Regions from separate parts of the Mus musculus genome. Here region 2 is linked to region 1. A link is a loop called in an ENCODE intact Hi-C map of the cell type or tissue named here. Cell type or tissue: left cerebral cortex. All regions are shown on one strand.

The links. Peaks named below come from ENCODE experiments on the same cell type or tissue, not always from the same donor. Only the 100,000 strongest peaks of a DNase experiment are listed, where the experiment ranks them.
Region 2: a loop joins it to region 1, with 8 times the contacts of the local background. A loop is called at or near these places in 3 of 42 quality-filtered maps.

The regions. Positions count from the first base shown.
Region 1 is chr10:110,381,347-110,389,346 of GRCm38, reverse strand. It overlaps a transcript of Nav3 not described here. Among named protein-coding and RNA genes, the nearest start is that of 9230102K24Rik, 220 kb to the left of the region's middle. In left cerebral cortex, no CTCF peak of the experiment used is centred here; DNase peaks (open chromatin) are centred at 2,618 and 3,872; H3K27ac peaks cover 2,417 bases.
Region 2 is chr10:110,435,233-110,443,232 of GRCm38, reverse strand. It overlaps a transcript of Nav3 not described here. Among named protein-coding and RNA genes, the nearest start is that of 9230102K24Rik, 160 kb to the left of the region's middle. In left cerebral cortex, no CTCF peak of the experiment used is centred here; DNase peaks (open chromatin) are centred at 2,626 and 3,394; H3K27ac peaks cover 3,549 bases.

The DNA of each region.
Region 1 (8,000 bases):
TTCTTTCTCTCTGCTTTTGTCTAGGGCTGAAATAAAATAAAAAATTTAGGGCTATATAATGCTGTCAGGCCCATAATGAAATCTAGCTTTATTTATGGGTGCCTAGAGGGCTCAGAACAGTCTAGGTTTCTAACTGTGGTGTTAAACATTGCTTGACACTCCTTTCCCTTGAATCCTTTGAAAAAGAGCTGATTTTTTTCTTATATTCATGCAAAAGAGCCCTTTGAGAATAGTGAAAGAGGAAAGCAGCCTGCTCAGATGTGGATTATTTTATAATATAACCTGTGGTATTGTTGGAGGAGGATGCAGCTATTGGTAAGTAATGTAGGTCTGATTTCTATGGAGTAAAAGCTGGTGCTATGCAGCTATCAATGCTGAGAAATAAACCCTGGGTGTGCCTGTGGATGTCAGTAATGTCAGCATGGAACCTGAGGGTGGCATGCATTCAATCACAGTATCATATGGGACCCGAGGGTGGCATGCATTGAATTAAAGTATCATGAACTGACATGGACTCTGTCTCTTAGTTGTTCTATGTAAGTTAATTTAAATGAGTTCAACCATCATCCATCTATCTATCTATCTATCATCTATCTATCTATCTATCTATCTATGATCTATCTATCTACCTACCTATCTATCTATCTATCTATCTATCTATCTATCTATCTATCATCAATTATTTTTATTTACCTACATACCTAGATAGCTACCTATCTACCATCTATCTATGTATGAATATTGGCAAGATAATTTTATGGACTGTGACTAGAAATAACTGAGGTGACTTTCCTTAGAATCTGGGAATATGTAAGTTATTTTCTTAGAGTTGTTATATGTAAGTTATTTTAATTTAAATGAATTTAGAATTTAATAGCCCAACCATGATCTATCTTCCTTCCTTCCTTCCTTCCTTCCTTCCTGTCTTTCTTTCTTTCTTTCTTTCTTTCTTTCTTTCTTTCTTTCTTTCTTTCTTTCTTTCTTTCTTTCTCTCTCTCTCTCTCTCTCTCTCTCTCTCTCTTTCTTTCTTTCTTTCTTTCTTTCCTTCCATCTATCTATCTATCTATCTATCTATCTATCTATATATCAATCAATCATCAACTTGTTTATCTACCTACACACCTAGATAGATACCTACCATCTATCTATATATGAAGATTGGCAAGATAATTCTATGGGCTCTATGACTGGAAATAACTGAAGTGACTTTCCTTAGAGTCTGGGTGTTTTGTTATCATATGTTTTCTGTTTGTAATGGGATATTGTTACTAACCCTGTGGGAATAGGTTAGGGTACTTGTCACAATAAAAATGTCCACACTAGACATAGTCTAGAGAACCAGAGGGGTCACAGAGATGTGGTATTCAAATTATCCAAGTGATCCAGAATGGGTACCACATGGGAGATGCTTGGAAGTATAACATCTGAAGCACCAACTTGAACTTGTTTCTAAGTCTACACTTTAGATAGGTTATGAGGTTATAGCATGCACATTAAAATTTGAGAATCACTGATCTACAGCTTCTGAGATAGACTGGAGTGGTCATGGAAGGAAAGAAATTAGAGCATCAAATATGGTGAACTCTGAGCCTGGAAAGTACAATTAAATCAGGGTAGATAGGATCAAGAGAAGACATAAAGAGTTTGAGTTTCAGTGTTGTGAGCGTGTTGGCTAAGAGGAAGAATCGCTGTTGTTTTCAATGATTTGTCACAATTAGAGTCACCATTGTTGGCTTGGCAGTTGGAGTGATCATGTATAGCCTTGTGTATGATTATGGGTGGAACAGACATTAGCTGATGATATAATCTGGCGACTATTAAATTATGGACTTGCTCCTAGGCTTGGGATTTTGATGAGAATGGAACACGTGAGTTGGGTCAAGCTGGGGGGAGGAAATGAATGTTGTTGCTTGGAGGTCAAAACCAACCAAAACTTGTTCTCCAGAGAAAAGGAGGTTTTGATACATCTAGCTTACCTGTGTTCATCTCCCAAGTCTGCTGAGTAGTGGGTGAGTGCTGTGTTCAGCTCACGTGGCCATGGACTGCCCTCAGATGTGAAGATGGAAACATCATTCAGAGGAGATTTGAGAAACAGAGACACATTCTGCTGGAAAAACACCATTTTTATTTGTTTCTTAAATTAAAATGAAATAGTTTTACTATCAATAACAATTTTAATTTAATTTTTATGTTACTTTCTCTTAAAAATAGAAATGCACTTATTATATTAGAAGTCAAAAGGCTGTGCAGTAAATATATAAACCATTCTATACTCTGGTGTGAAGTATTTAGCAGACTCCATCTCTTTGCACATATTTCTTTCCAGTTTTGGCATCTTTTCTTTCCAGCTGGTAACTATACTATGGCTTTTTATATATAGCTTTCTATATTTTAAGAATAAAAGATTAGTCATTTGACACCTTCAGAAGGGAATAGAGCATGTTTTAGTCACAAATATACCTAATAAAAACATATAGGGTCTTTTAGGACTTTACTAAAGACCCAAAGGAAAAAAAGATATTTCTTTGAACTTGTTAACACTGTAGGCTGGAAATGATGAGATAGGTCGCAGTATATTTTGGTCCCTGCCAATTATGCCTGTGAGATCAGAGGTATCTGTGAAATATATTTTTAGTGGTTGCACAGCATTTAGCGGCGGCGGTCTTCATCCTACACTCTGTGGCTTAACTTGGCAAATATGAGAAGGAACATAAACCACAAAGTGCTATGGGTCTTAGGATATAATGAAGTCATGCATTACAGTAAAGGGTGGCGGTGGTGGTGAGAATCGACCTTTCCCCATAGCTAAGGTCTTTGTGCTTCAGTGCATCATCTATACTTGATCATTTGCATATTTTTTAGCCTGCTAAAATTGCATTAATTTCCCCCCACTTCTAAGCTTCAGACTTAAGTGTCTTTATTCATGTTCATGGTACTGTTGGGTGCCAACTGGAATATACTGCAATGCCATGCTCTCTAGCTCTCTTACACATTGGATTCTCATATTCATTGGCATTTTTCTGAATTTCCATTGTAGATCACGGTACTCCAGCTCAGCAATCAAGATGGTTCAGTTGCGTGGGGAACATGAAGCTGGATTGAGAAGTAAATGTAGGGAATGGGGAGGCTTTGTTAATACATCCCAGACCAACTTAGAAGGTTGGCTCTTGAAGCAGTTATTGTAACAAGGCACTTGGTGATTTTGCAACTGGTGAGGGCAAGAGACACAAGGATAGAATACGGCAGCCAAAACTGAACCAGTAGCATGCTTGGATGGCTAGAACACCTTTGGCTTAAGTCAGTAGTTCTCAACTTGTGGGTGGTAACCCCTTTGGGGAACCACATATCAGATATCTGACACATCAGATATTTATAGTATAACTCATAACAGTAGCTAAATTACTTTTATGAGGAATCAACAAAATAATTTTATGGTTGGTTTCACTACAACACCAAAAACTGGATTAAAAGATAATAGCCTTTGGAAGGTTGAGAACCACTGGGCTAAGTAGATATTTCAAGTTAGAAGTCAATCAGCAGAGTATAACCATCTGTAGGGAGAGGGTTTGCAGAAATAAGTTAATTTTGTTCCCATTTGAATTACTGCAAGTGTTAAAATGAGGATATATCTAAAAAGATAGACACAAATGGACATATTTATTTCTTTGTTTTCCTTGTGGCTTCTAAAATGGAATCACCACTCTGCCTCATTCCTGTCATCTATCTTTATTAGAAAAGTTCCCATTTGAATCCCTGCTACAAAGCTGGCTGTTTTTACCTTCTGTCTAAGAAGGTGAATATGTGTTGTCTTTTTTTATGGTTTGCTCAGCGTGGAAAAGGCCCGTTCCTTTGAGATATTTCTTCTCTGTATGTTTCTTCTTATTTTAGCCTCCCTTGGCTCAGCAGTCTGTGTACTGTGTAGTTATGGATCGGTCTCTTTAGGCCTTGGGGACGGAACTCCTGACTTAAATCAGTCTCAGCTGTACATTCTTATTATGGCTTCAGGAAAGGGGAGATGGAAATGATCTTCCGAGTAATCAGAATTTTCTATTGTTTCTGTCTTTAAAAAAAAAAAAAACCACAAAAGCATTTCCTGAATTATCTCTAGTAAGATTGATTTTGTTTCTGCTGTTCATATATTATTGAAAAGTAATCCAATTATTATTTAAAGATGGGTTATTAACATTACCTACAGTTCTAATTTTTTTTTCAGGAGGGGAAATAAAAAGTCAGCATTGTAATTTGCTGTTCAAGTAACCATTGAGAGGTGATACTGCACATCAAATAATGCTTACTATGTTGCATTCAATATTTACTGATAAATGGTATAGGTGCATGTATCATCTTAGTAACTAATTGCTTTTGTTCACATGAACTCAAACCCTTAGAAGCAGTTGGTGAGTATGCACTTGTTCCTGTAGAAATTCAGGGCACTCCATTCACAAGAAAGAGAACACTTTTGGCTTTCGTCAGTGAATCCACAGAACGTGTTTTGGGGATGGATCTCTGTAGCAGGAGCTCAGTCAAAGTTGAAACTTTTATTCATCAGGCCTTCCTAAATCTCCACTTAGTGAATTTCCCCTTTCACTTATACCTCAGAACATGAAGACAATTTACTAGAAATTTACATATAACTATTCATGGAGCTCCGTTTCTTTTAAAACCCTGTCAGACGGTTAAAACTCTGTATTAAAAATCATGTAGTAAAGGGTGATAATTATTCATAAGAGGATGCAGAGTAATGAAATGGCAAAGTTAACAGTCAGTGTTCAGTAAGATGAGGAACATTGTTAATGGGGAATCTATTTTTTAGGGAGAATAGTAATTAAGTTCCCCTTAAAAAAGACTACCTTGACACTGGCCCTTAATTCAATTATAGTACTGACTAAAAGCCCTAGGTATAATAGCCAATTAATAAGCCAAGCCAAAAAAACTTCACCCAATGTAAATATAAAAAGTATGTGTGTGTTTGTGTGTGTGTGTGTACATGTGTGTTTATATCTGTGTATGTATGTATGTATATATATATATATATATATATATATATAACATATATATATATGCATTTTGTGTATGTATGTTTGTGTGCATGTGTGTTTATGTTTGTGTATGTGTATATATATATATGTGCACTTTTGTATATGTATGTGTGTGTGTGTATGCTTCAGGGGTGTTAGGATCTTTGCTCCTTAGGATGTTCTGTAAATGTCTTTTGTTTTCATGTTTCTCTAGCCTTTGTCTGAAGACATTGGACTCTCCTCTGCACCAGCGCTCTAAGTGACAGCCACTGGCAGTAATGAGGCTGCACACTCCGCTATAATTGAACCCTGTCAGCGCTACCCATTAAGGCTGTAGTGTATATGCCAGCTCATTAATCCAAAGCCAATTTCTTCTTTGCCATTTCCTTTTTTTCAAAACTATGGCACTGTTTCAAGCCCTGATCCCCTCATTGTATACTTTGGAGATTAGGAATAGAGACTAATTGGTATTGTTGCACCCATCTTGAGGGTTAACATTTTTAATAAAAGGCATGTTCACATCTGCAAGCTAGCATCATTGTGCCGTGATTTCACATTGTTTGTACTTCTAGGTAGTTATTTGTAGTCTGATGTGTGTGAATGCAAGTGTGTGTGTATGCAAGTGTGTGTGTGTGTGTGTGTGTGTGTGTGTGTGTGTGTGTGCATGTTCCTATGCACATGTATTCTGACCCAGTACCCCAGATTCTCTCAGTTTTATGATACAAAGTTATGGTTTTATGGTTACGGGAGTATGTCATATGTACATTTATAATGTTGTGATGATATATCAGTCACAAGGTGATATATGATATATATCATATCACTATATGGGATTGTCATGTGTCTCACATGCCAGTTGAAAGTGTAACAGGTCTTTGTGTTACTTTATACTCAAGGAGTGAGCATTCCAGGAAATCATGTCTACTTTTTCATATATTTAAATGTTTTGATATCAACATTAAAATTATAATAAATTAATTTCAGTGTGCTTTAATCTGATTCACTATTTCTATTTCCTGAATAATGTATTCTGGTTTTGTCTTCGTTTTCTTTAGTTTGGCTTGTGTGCATGATCTTCCATGTTCAAATTCTGTTGACAGTACAAGCAGAGAGATGACTTAATTATGATCTATCTGGTAAAACCTTTCTAAAATTATTATGTGCAACTTCGCTTAGAGCCTTTTCATCTCATCATGCTAAATATGCTTTTTTTTTCCCCCAACGTCCAAAAATCTAATTAAATGAAATCTCTTTTGAATAACATTGAATCAGTAATCTTATTGAGGCTTATCCTTTAATGTGCCTTCTAAGTAGGAATCAAAGAATATATACTTGGCTTTAGCAGGGAAGGCAGTTCAACTCAAAGGTATCACTTAACGGAAATGCAAAACTGTGAACAAAGTTTCAGTCTGTAGATGGAGCATGGGATGCAGGGATGTGGGGGTGAGACCCTCCCAGAACTTTCCAGTTCTGACGAGAGTGACATTCAGCAACATTATCACGGGTACCAGGCATGTTTTGTTTATAGCTACAAGGTTCAAATACCTTAAAAATATGTGAAGATTACTCATTGTAATGATACCTTGTTGGTCAGGCTAACCGGAGCCTAAAACTTCCTGGGGTTCACTTTGAATAAAGGCAAAACAGCAATAAAGTTGGCCGGAGAGAACAGGTTAATGATAGTTTTCCTGAGGGTGAGATTATAGTTTTTAGCTTTTGGCATGTCTTTGGTGTTTGGTTCGAGATGAAAATCATGTGAATTGTCAGTCAACATGTAGTTCTGAGAATCAAAATCGTGTATGGCCCAGAGATCACTTGCCTGGTTGTGACTATAGCCCATCTTCTTCGCAGTTTGGTGCCTGGTTCAGATGTGCTCAGTATTTACTTCCTGAATTAATTGATTAATAATTGATTAATTAATTCATATATATTATAACATGGAAGAGGAGACAACAGACAGTTTTTAACCTAGGTGTTTGGTTTTTGCTTTTCCTGGGCTGTGTGGGTATTCAGTAGAAGGCAAAAGATGGCTTTTCTAGGAAAAAAGAAGTGAAATCATGTTTTTACAATCAGAAAAAGTAAAGGAAAACATGTATCTAGTATGAAACTTCATCTACAAAGTGGCTTTGAAAGTTCTTGTAGCCCCCAGAGTTAAAGTTCACTTTATAATCAGATGTCAGCATTTTATTTTATTTGTTTTTTTGTGGGGAGAGGGCTAACCCCTACATTTTTTCTCATAAAGTTTGTTTAACTCAATGTTGCCAGTTAAAACTGTAATAACTTTATAAATATATAAAATTGTGATGCTCACCTCTAACCAAGACAGCATACATTGTTATATCTTACAGTTAGTTGTCCTGAGTTATATGAAATTGATGTACTGTTTGGTCAGACTGAACAGCTCATCATGGGATCAAAAGCAGATGGTTTTCTTTTATGAGTCTGGTGGGGGTAAGACGCAGGTGAGAGGTTAAGGGGACACTCAAACAGGGACAGTAGAATTGAGCCCATCTACCAGGACCACAGCTCTGACAGAATGTACTGAAGGGCAAGGATCATTTGTCTTATACTTTGAACATGCAAAAGGAGTGAAGGTGGGTGTAGGCACTTAGAGCCTTCCACCATGAGAGTTCTCATTGGTTCTAGTGTCTTTAGCAATATGACCCCTGGTTATAACCACACGGTAAGGGGGCTGTAATCAAGACAAAGAAGAGATGCATTTGTTTTCCTAATAAAAGCCCGATTTAGTGAACATAAAATAAGCCAGTGATAGACTCTGAAAAGTGCTTCAAAACTCTGTCATTGAGGATTCTTTTTTACATCATATAAGTGAAAATTCGGCATTTGGACCTGTGGTGATCTTTGCATGAAGTTACACAGCATATAAGTTTCTTTATTTTCTCACTTGTCCATAGTGTTTCCCATGTAGCAATGGTTCACACTCTGCAGAAACCATCCTACAAGGATCCCTCAATAAATGAG
Region 2 (8,000 bases), 54 kb before region 1:
ATCACCTGAGTTCTGGCTGACTCATTCCTTGTTCACAGCCCCTCACAAATATAATTAGCCCCAGGGCTGTCTGCAATGTGCCACAATTCTCACACCTTGGTATTTTTTAACTGTGACCTTACTGTGGTTTGATTTTCACTTGTGCTTCGAAGAGTTCCTGAGAAGAAAGCCATTTAGTTAAATATCTTGAGATGTTTTTATATTTATATCTTGTTGTTGTTGCCTTTGTCATTATGGGTCTGGTGTGTGTGTGTGTGTGTGTGTGTGGTGTGTGTATGTGATTGTGCATGCATATGAGACAGGTGCACACGTGCATATGAAGACCACAGATCAACCCTGAGTACTGTTATTTACTATGTTACTTTGTGACAGTCTCTCATTGGCCTGGAGCTTGCCCATTAGATTAGAGCCAGTCAGCCTGAGGAGGAATCTATTTGCCTGTCTCTCCCCTCCTAGTGCTGTAATTACAAATAATGCGTCTAACTGTCAAGACTTTTTTTTTTTTCCCTCAATGTGGGTTTTGGAGATCCAACTCAGGTTTCATACTTGCCAGGTAAGCATTTTCCTGATGGAGGCCTCTCACGCTACATGATATGGATTTTGTACTTGCCCACGAGTCAGCTTGGCTTACTGTCAAATTTGGTACTGTAAATCACTTTGGGGGGGTGTATGTATTCTGGTTCTATATTCTGGGTCTCCACAGAGGGTGTGGTGGCAAGGCCATAAGAATCTGTAGTGAACTCCTGGTCACTGAAGGACCTTGGGCTCACCTGTGTTCCTCAGCATTCGCCATTTCAGTAAACGAAGATTGTATTGTCCTTTTTTTTTTTTTTTTTTTTTTTATTTATTTTGGTCCTCCACGTGGGAGGTTCCACCATGAAGCCTCCACATGGGAATCAGCTGAGGAAAGACTTCACAAATTACTAAGTGTGTTTCAACATAGGGGCAGGAGTCATATTGAGAAGGCAGGATTTGTTGTTGTTGTTGTGCCTGTGTGTGTGTATGATAAATGTTTATCATGGTTTATTACTGAGAGACAGTTGTAGTTGTCTGAATTCACATTTTGGGGAACGTTGTCAATGAACTCAACGGGAATGGTGATGCTATTTCTGATTCCAGCGAGAGCTCTAACTTCAAGCATACACCTTGTGCTGTCCTTGGTCGGTGACGGAATCCTCCTCGGGAACATCAATTGTCTTATTGATTCTTTTGATGTCTAAGTGTGAGGGGAATGTGGATTAGTTTGCCTAGCAACTGCGTGTACGTTCTTGGTTGTATTTTCTTCCATTTTCTAGAGATTTATAAAGTTTGGTTTTTTTTTTTTTTTGGCTGTGGTTTAAAATCAAGTGTTTTTACCCCTCACGCAAAGACCCTGTCCTCTTTGTCCTATGTATTTCTTTTCCTCTGACATAAACTTTATACATTTAAGGTATAAAAGCCACTGGAAATAAAATCCAATCTCACAACTTACTCTAGAAATGTAGTATCTATGTAATAAGTAACAAGATAGCTACTGATGCCAAATTTTAAAGTTTTTTTTTTTTAAATCTGGATGATGGATTCAAATAAAAGATATCTAATATGGAATTCTGGAGAGAAATTTTCTTACCTGAAATGCATCCTGGGATTTCTATAATATGCAGTCATAGATTGTTTTCATTATTTGTAAACCCTGGTGAATTTTAGTTTTTACACACACACACACACACACACACACACACACACACTCACTTGTAAAGATGCTGTAGAACCTAAAGTGCTTTATTCTCCATTCTGCAGTGCACTAGACACTGGCCAAGATACTGGGGTTGAGTGGAGCAAAATGAATGTAGTCTTGTTCTTGTGGATTTGGTGCCTAGCTGGTGAAATAAGATGTGCAAAGATGATGAGTTCTAGGGATTTTATGGTCATCCATGGAGAGGACTAGTTAAAGAAAGAAAATCTTTTAAGGGGAAAATGCAGGATGCCTGCTTCAGGGAGTGGCTTTAACTTAGAAAGGGTGGTGTTTGGATATGCCCTGGCAGAAGGAAGCATATAGCAATGGGAAGGAGGTAGCTATACTTTCAAGCAAGACTCAATATGTTCCTTGACAGATAGGCCTGTAGAGATTCAGCTGTTTCTTACATCTGGCCACTTTTTCATGCATTCCAGTTTAATGGAACTAATTGTGTCCTGCGTGGGTCAAGGTCTCCTCTACGGTGGATCTGTGATGCTAGGTACAAAGAAAGCTATGCAATATCAAGACTTTGTTGATTTTGCTTTTTATTTTGATACATAGGTATCTGTTATTTTCACCTTCATAGTTTAATCTCACCAACTGCAAAGCCCCCGGAATTGTAGAATGTGCATGTAGAGGATGCTTTTTTGCCAGATTCCATGCAGACCATTTACATATCCTAGTGTTCTTGAAGCGTGCCTGCTCTGCTCAGTGCCAGAGGAAAGACAGAGTGTTGCTTTTAAGTGTCTCAGTGCTGATGGGACATATAATTTGCTTCTAAGTTTTTAGATAGGAAACTTTTGCCATTGTACCAACTGTGTTAAGGAGGGGTATATAAAGCAGAGGTGGGAGTGATAATTCTGTTGGTGGCTATGCATCAGGGAAGGAGGCCCAGAGAGATGCTAGCACTTAGTCACGAAGGATGAGTGGGAACCTGCCAGATGGCCACAGCAGTGGGGAGTGTTTCAGCATGTGCCTCTGCAAGTGCACAAAGACATAAGGGGATGTGAAGAGTTTGGGGACAATTAGTCCTCAGGAGGAAAGAATTTGTACCAAGTGTAGATCGGTACAGCTAGAAGGTTAGAAAGCCCACCAAGTGGGTCCATTCTAGATCAAAGAATCCATACTTTATTCTGTAGATAGCGGTCAACATTGAAGATAGTTAAACATGAATTGCACACACACACACACACACACACATATATGCACTAACATTTTTATATTTATGTATATGATAACTTTGTGAGTGCAAAGTGAAGACTGAAGAGCCTTCCATCATAATATACAAATTGTTCAATGAGGAAACTGTCCAATGATCCTGCTGAGTCATGAGTTCACAATATGGCCCATGTTGCAGGTGGTAGGAATGTGAATTAATCTCTCTATAGTTTTGTCCTTCCATCTGCAAAGTGGGGTGATAGCAGTGACTGTCTTACAATTGGTGTGAGGATTATAAGGGCTCTTATTACTTAGAGATAACGCACCATAATTTCTTACATAATTATGTATGCTAATTTCATTAAGAATAGCAACTCTATGTGTAGGAAGAAGTTGGCTAATATAGGAACTGAAAATGTCCTTTAAAAGGCAGTTGCAGCTTGCATCATTTTAAACTCATAGGAAAGATCATCTCTAAATATACTTGGAAATCTTTTTTGTTTGTAGTCTTTAAACATTCTGTGTATGTGCGTCTGCATTGAGATAGATGCACGTGGATGCAGATGCCCCCATAGGCCAGACTAAGATAGCAAATCTCTTGGAGTTTGAGTTACAGGCAACAGTTGTAAGCTGCCCAACATGGCTGCTGAAGACCAAACCCAGCTTCTCTGCAAGGGCAATATTTAACCGCTTAACTCCTAAGCCATCTCTCTAGCCCGATGTTTCTGTAAATCTAAAACTATCTTGTTACCTATCTGTGGGAGAACAATTAAAAAGTTAATAGCCATAGGAAAGCCAAATCAGGGCATGAGACAAACACAACATGGGAGCCTGACTGGGGGCAGCTGGATTTGGGGAACAATTTTGAAACCTTTCCTTTGTATATTTTTGTATGTCAATACGAGCAAAATTGTCAAAAGGTGATCTACAAAATGTAGGGTATATTTAATCTTTTCGACTTTCACTATCACGACCCATTTGGTGTCTAGAGTAATGTCAGCTGAAGTCTGAGACATTCAAATAGTGTACAGATGAGCTCTGAGTTCAGATGGCTTTTTACGGCTGAATAAGTACCAGTGAGCTTGTGGCTAGGCATAAAACTGCATGTTTGACTTGTCATCTGAAAGTTCCTCATGTCCAGTTTAAGGTAGCCATTTGAATTTCTATTCAACAACAGCAAAACTTTCAGGATCCAGTGAAACACAGAACGGCTGGTTTCATTGGTTAAGATATATGTATTAATGAGTGAATGTGAATTATTTTACAATAAAAAACCCCACTGTGTCCATTCCAAAATCGTGATAAACCTTGTATACCAAGTATATTATAGACACCACAAGGTGAAGAACGTTTTAGTAAAAGACCTTGTATTTTAGTAAAAATAACATGGTGTGTGTGTGTGTGTGTGTGTGTGTGTGTGTGTGTGCGCGTGCCCATGGAGACCAAAGTGGAACTTGGGTGGTATTTTTCAGGTGCCATTCACCTTTTAATTTTGGTAGGATCTCTCATTGGTCTGGAATTCATCAAGTAGACCAGGCTGCCCCAGGAATTGTTGCCCTACTTTCCTTCCAGCAGTTAGATGGAGAATACAAATGTGTACCACCATGCTTTTTACTTTTTAAAAATGGGCTCTGGGGATGTAAATCAGGTCCTTGTATGTGCATGAAGGGTGCTATACTAATGGAGTCATCTCTACAGCCCCACCTAATGTTTGTAAAGTGAGTGGTTTGATACTTCACAGATCTCTATAGTTTTTGTTAATAAATAATTGTTTTCTTTGCAGCTTTAAGAATACCGGGAATTTATTTTTTCTTACCATGTCTCAGTTTTGTGAGAATGACTATCATATTTTTTTTGGTGGGAGAAAGGTTTTACTCTTACTGACTTTCCATTAATATTGTGACATTCTACTTTGTCCGATGAATCCAAGCCACGGGGCTTCTAATTGTTTGTGGCTTCTACTATGCTCTTTCAAATGTGGTTACAATGGAGAAGTCGCACCCTAGCCCTTTGGATGCGTTACCTTGAAAACCAAATGATGAGGAATTGTTATTCTTGTAGTCAGGTGACTTGCAGGTACCCAAGGACTGCTAAGCAGAGCGAAGTTTTTAATGATGAGTTGTTGGCTGTTAATGAAAAGCTAGTGGGTGGTAAATTACATATTCAAGTTCTTGAAAATTAACCTCTTGCAAATGTTATTAGTTTCATTTTTTCCTTAGAGTTACAGTTTAATTTTTTTGATAAAGCAGTTTATTACCCTCTAGAAGGTATTTAAATCTGAAAACAGAAGTCACAATTTAACAGTGACCACCTTGTGGTGGCTTCTTTCATTTACATTCTGAGCCTCTTCTTAGAGGTGTTGTTAGGTGCCTAAGTTTGAAGGACTAGCTGGACCTGAGAATTAAGTGAATTCTGTGTATTTGAAGGATGATCTTGTAGATAGGAAAAGGTTTCATTATGTATCTTCTTTGCTCTCATTGTATTAGGATTTGTGCCATATGCCTGATGCTCTGATGTCTCTGCCTCTCTCTCTCTCTCTCTCTCTCTCTCTCTCTCTCTCTGTCTCTCTCTCTTCCTCCCTCCCCCTCCTCCTCCTCCTCCCCCTCCTCCTCCTCCTCCTTCTCCTCCTCCTCCTCCTCCTCCTCCTCCTCCTCCTCCTCCTCCTCCTCCTCCTCCTCCTTCTTCTTCTTCTCCCTCCCTCCCTCCCTCCCTCCCTCCCTCCCTCCCTCCCTCCCTTGGTGGAGCAAAAGAATACATTGAAATTCAGTGTCTATACAGCAGACAATATATTGACTGGGTTCTAATTCTTGAAACATGCAGTGTTTCATTTTTTTCCCCCTACTGTCATGCTCAGCACAGTAACAACCCCATTTACATGCTAGTCTCCAAACAGGCTTGCGTCTCAGTTTGGACAGGTTCGGAACTCTAAATAACTGGCTTTTGTCTTGGTTTGGATTGGTTTGGAACACTATGTAGGCAAACGACTTTAGGGTCAGATTTCTGGTACATGCAGCTTGTTCCTTGTGTGTGTAGCCACTTAGTGAAAAGGGTTGTACTTCATGCAGATACTGAAGCTTTGTTTGATCGAGGGAGGATAAAATGGGGCCAGGGAGGATTAACTTGGTCTGTCTAGAGGAACAGACCACTGGTGTATGATAGGAGAAGGATTTGAAGGTCTCTAAATCATTGGTTCCCAACCCATGGGCTGTGAGTCCTATAGTGTTGAATGGCCCTTTCACAGAGCCTGCATATCCTTTTATGATTCATAACAGTATCCAAATTACAAAGTAGCAATGAAAATAATTTTATGGTTGGGGGTTACTACAACACGAGGAACTGTGTTATATTAAAGGGTCATAGTATTAGGAAGGTTAAGAACCATTAGTCTAGACCCTGAAATAGAGGGAAAAGATCGGCAGTTTAGTGATAATTGATTGGCTATGTATGAGGAGGTAAAAATTACATGGCATTCTACCCGCCTGTCATTTTAAAGGTTAATGTGACTTTTAAACCAAACCCATTCACTATCTGTTCTAAGTGTTTCTTTGTTTTTCCGTTTCAAGAGCCCATCTGAACCAAGTTGCCATGATAGACAGCTGAGACAACGTGTGTGTGTGTGTGGGGGGGGGGGGGGGTAAATTGCAATCGCCTATAGGCGATCAGACCATCTCTCAGTGCTGATAAAGGAATCTGCTTGGCCTAAGGAATGAAAGTGCTCAAGTTCTATTCTACAAACTCTAGCTACAAACAATCCAAAGGAGCTTCTAAGGTACAAGAGATATGTCAAACCATTTCCAGTTTCTACAAATTGGCTTAGGAAAAAAAAATCACTAGTGGAACTATAAAGGAATACTGTCCTCAGGGTCATTTAATGCGAATAAGGAATCCTTTCCTGCTATCAGCTGTATTTGTATCTTCCCTTTGATATTTCTCAAAGTCTTACAGCATGTGATCAGTTCAGATTAGAAAGCTACATACTACATGCATTTGTCATCAGTTCACAGGTAACTAAAGTGGGGCTAGGAGGATGGGTTAATGGTTTATTTAACTTCATGAAGGTGATTACTGATAGTGTGGAATTCAAACCCACAAGCACCGATCTCTAGACTTTGGAACTGCTACTCATGACTAAGAAATTCATTGTTGATCGAGAAAGGCTAGTATGGCCTCTAACTGCTAGGTATTCCCTTGTCTGTACAGTATTGGAAGGAGCAGTATACATTTTAAAGTTAGTGATAGTGTTCAGGAGTTGGGAAAGGAGATAAGGATTCACTTGTTTCATTTAGTGAGTACTGAGTTCAAAGGAAGCACCCTTTCCCACCACCAGATGGATTGGATATTCTCATCTTTAGAACAGGGTTCTGCCAAGTCAGTAGTGACTGCGGATTCTAGTTACCAAAGACAACGTTTCCATATATCATAAAGGGATAAAGCATAACTTGTTTTCTTATTCTTACTAGAATTGAGCATTGTGAATAATTTACCCATTGTCCTTAGAAACCGATGACTTAAAGTGTCCTCATGTGTGATGCTTTTCAGGTCCCAAAGTGAGCTAATAAAGCTGGATGCATTATTACAGGTGTTAGTATTATACAAATAGTAGTTTATTCTCTCCTTGAGTAAAGATGTTATTCCAAGTACAGCCATTGTTAATGGAAGTGTTGAAATGTGTCCTTCAATCAGTGCAAGCTCATTTGGTTAGAGTTCAATCATAAACCACTTTTAATCAGTTAATTATATGAGGCAGGGTAGATTTTTCTGCCGAATGAATGACTGGGGAGGAATAATTCTGTAAGTGCATGTCCTTAGTAGTTCCCATCTCTGGCACAACAGTCCCCAGAGGAAGCCATACTAGTAGGGTCTATGCTATTCATGCACGGAGCTGCTTCTACCTTTGCTATTCATGCATGGAGCAGCTTCTACCTTTGGTCCTGCACTTTCTTTAGAGCATGTGTTCAGGGCACACACAGTTTGGCATTGTTTTTCTCTTTGGAATAGTTTCTCATTGCTTTAGGGAGAGTCTGAAGACATTTGAGTGTGTTGAGGAAAGAAAATTAGTTCAGCATCACGCCCCTATGTCCCTGACAGTAAGTCCAGTAATCACCATATTTCCCTTATTATATTA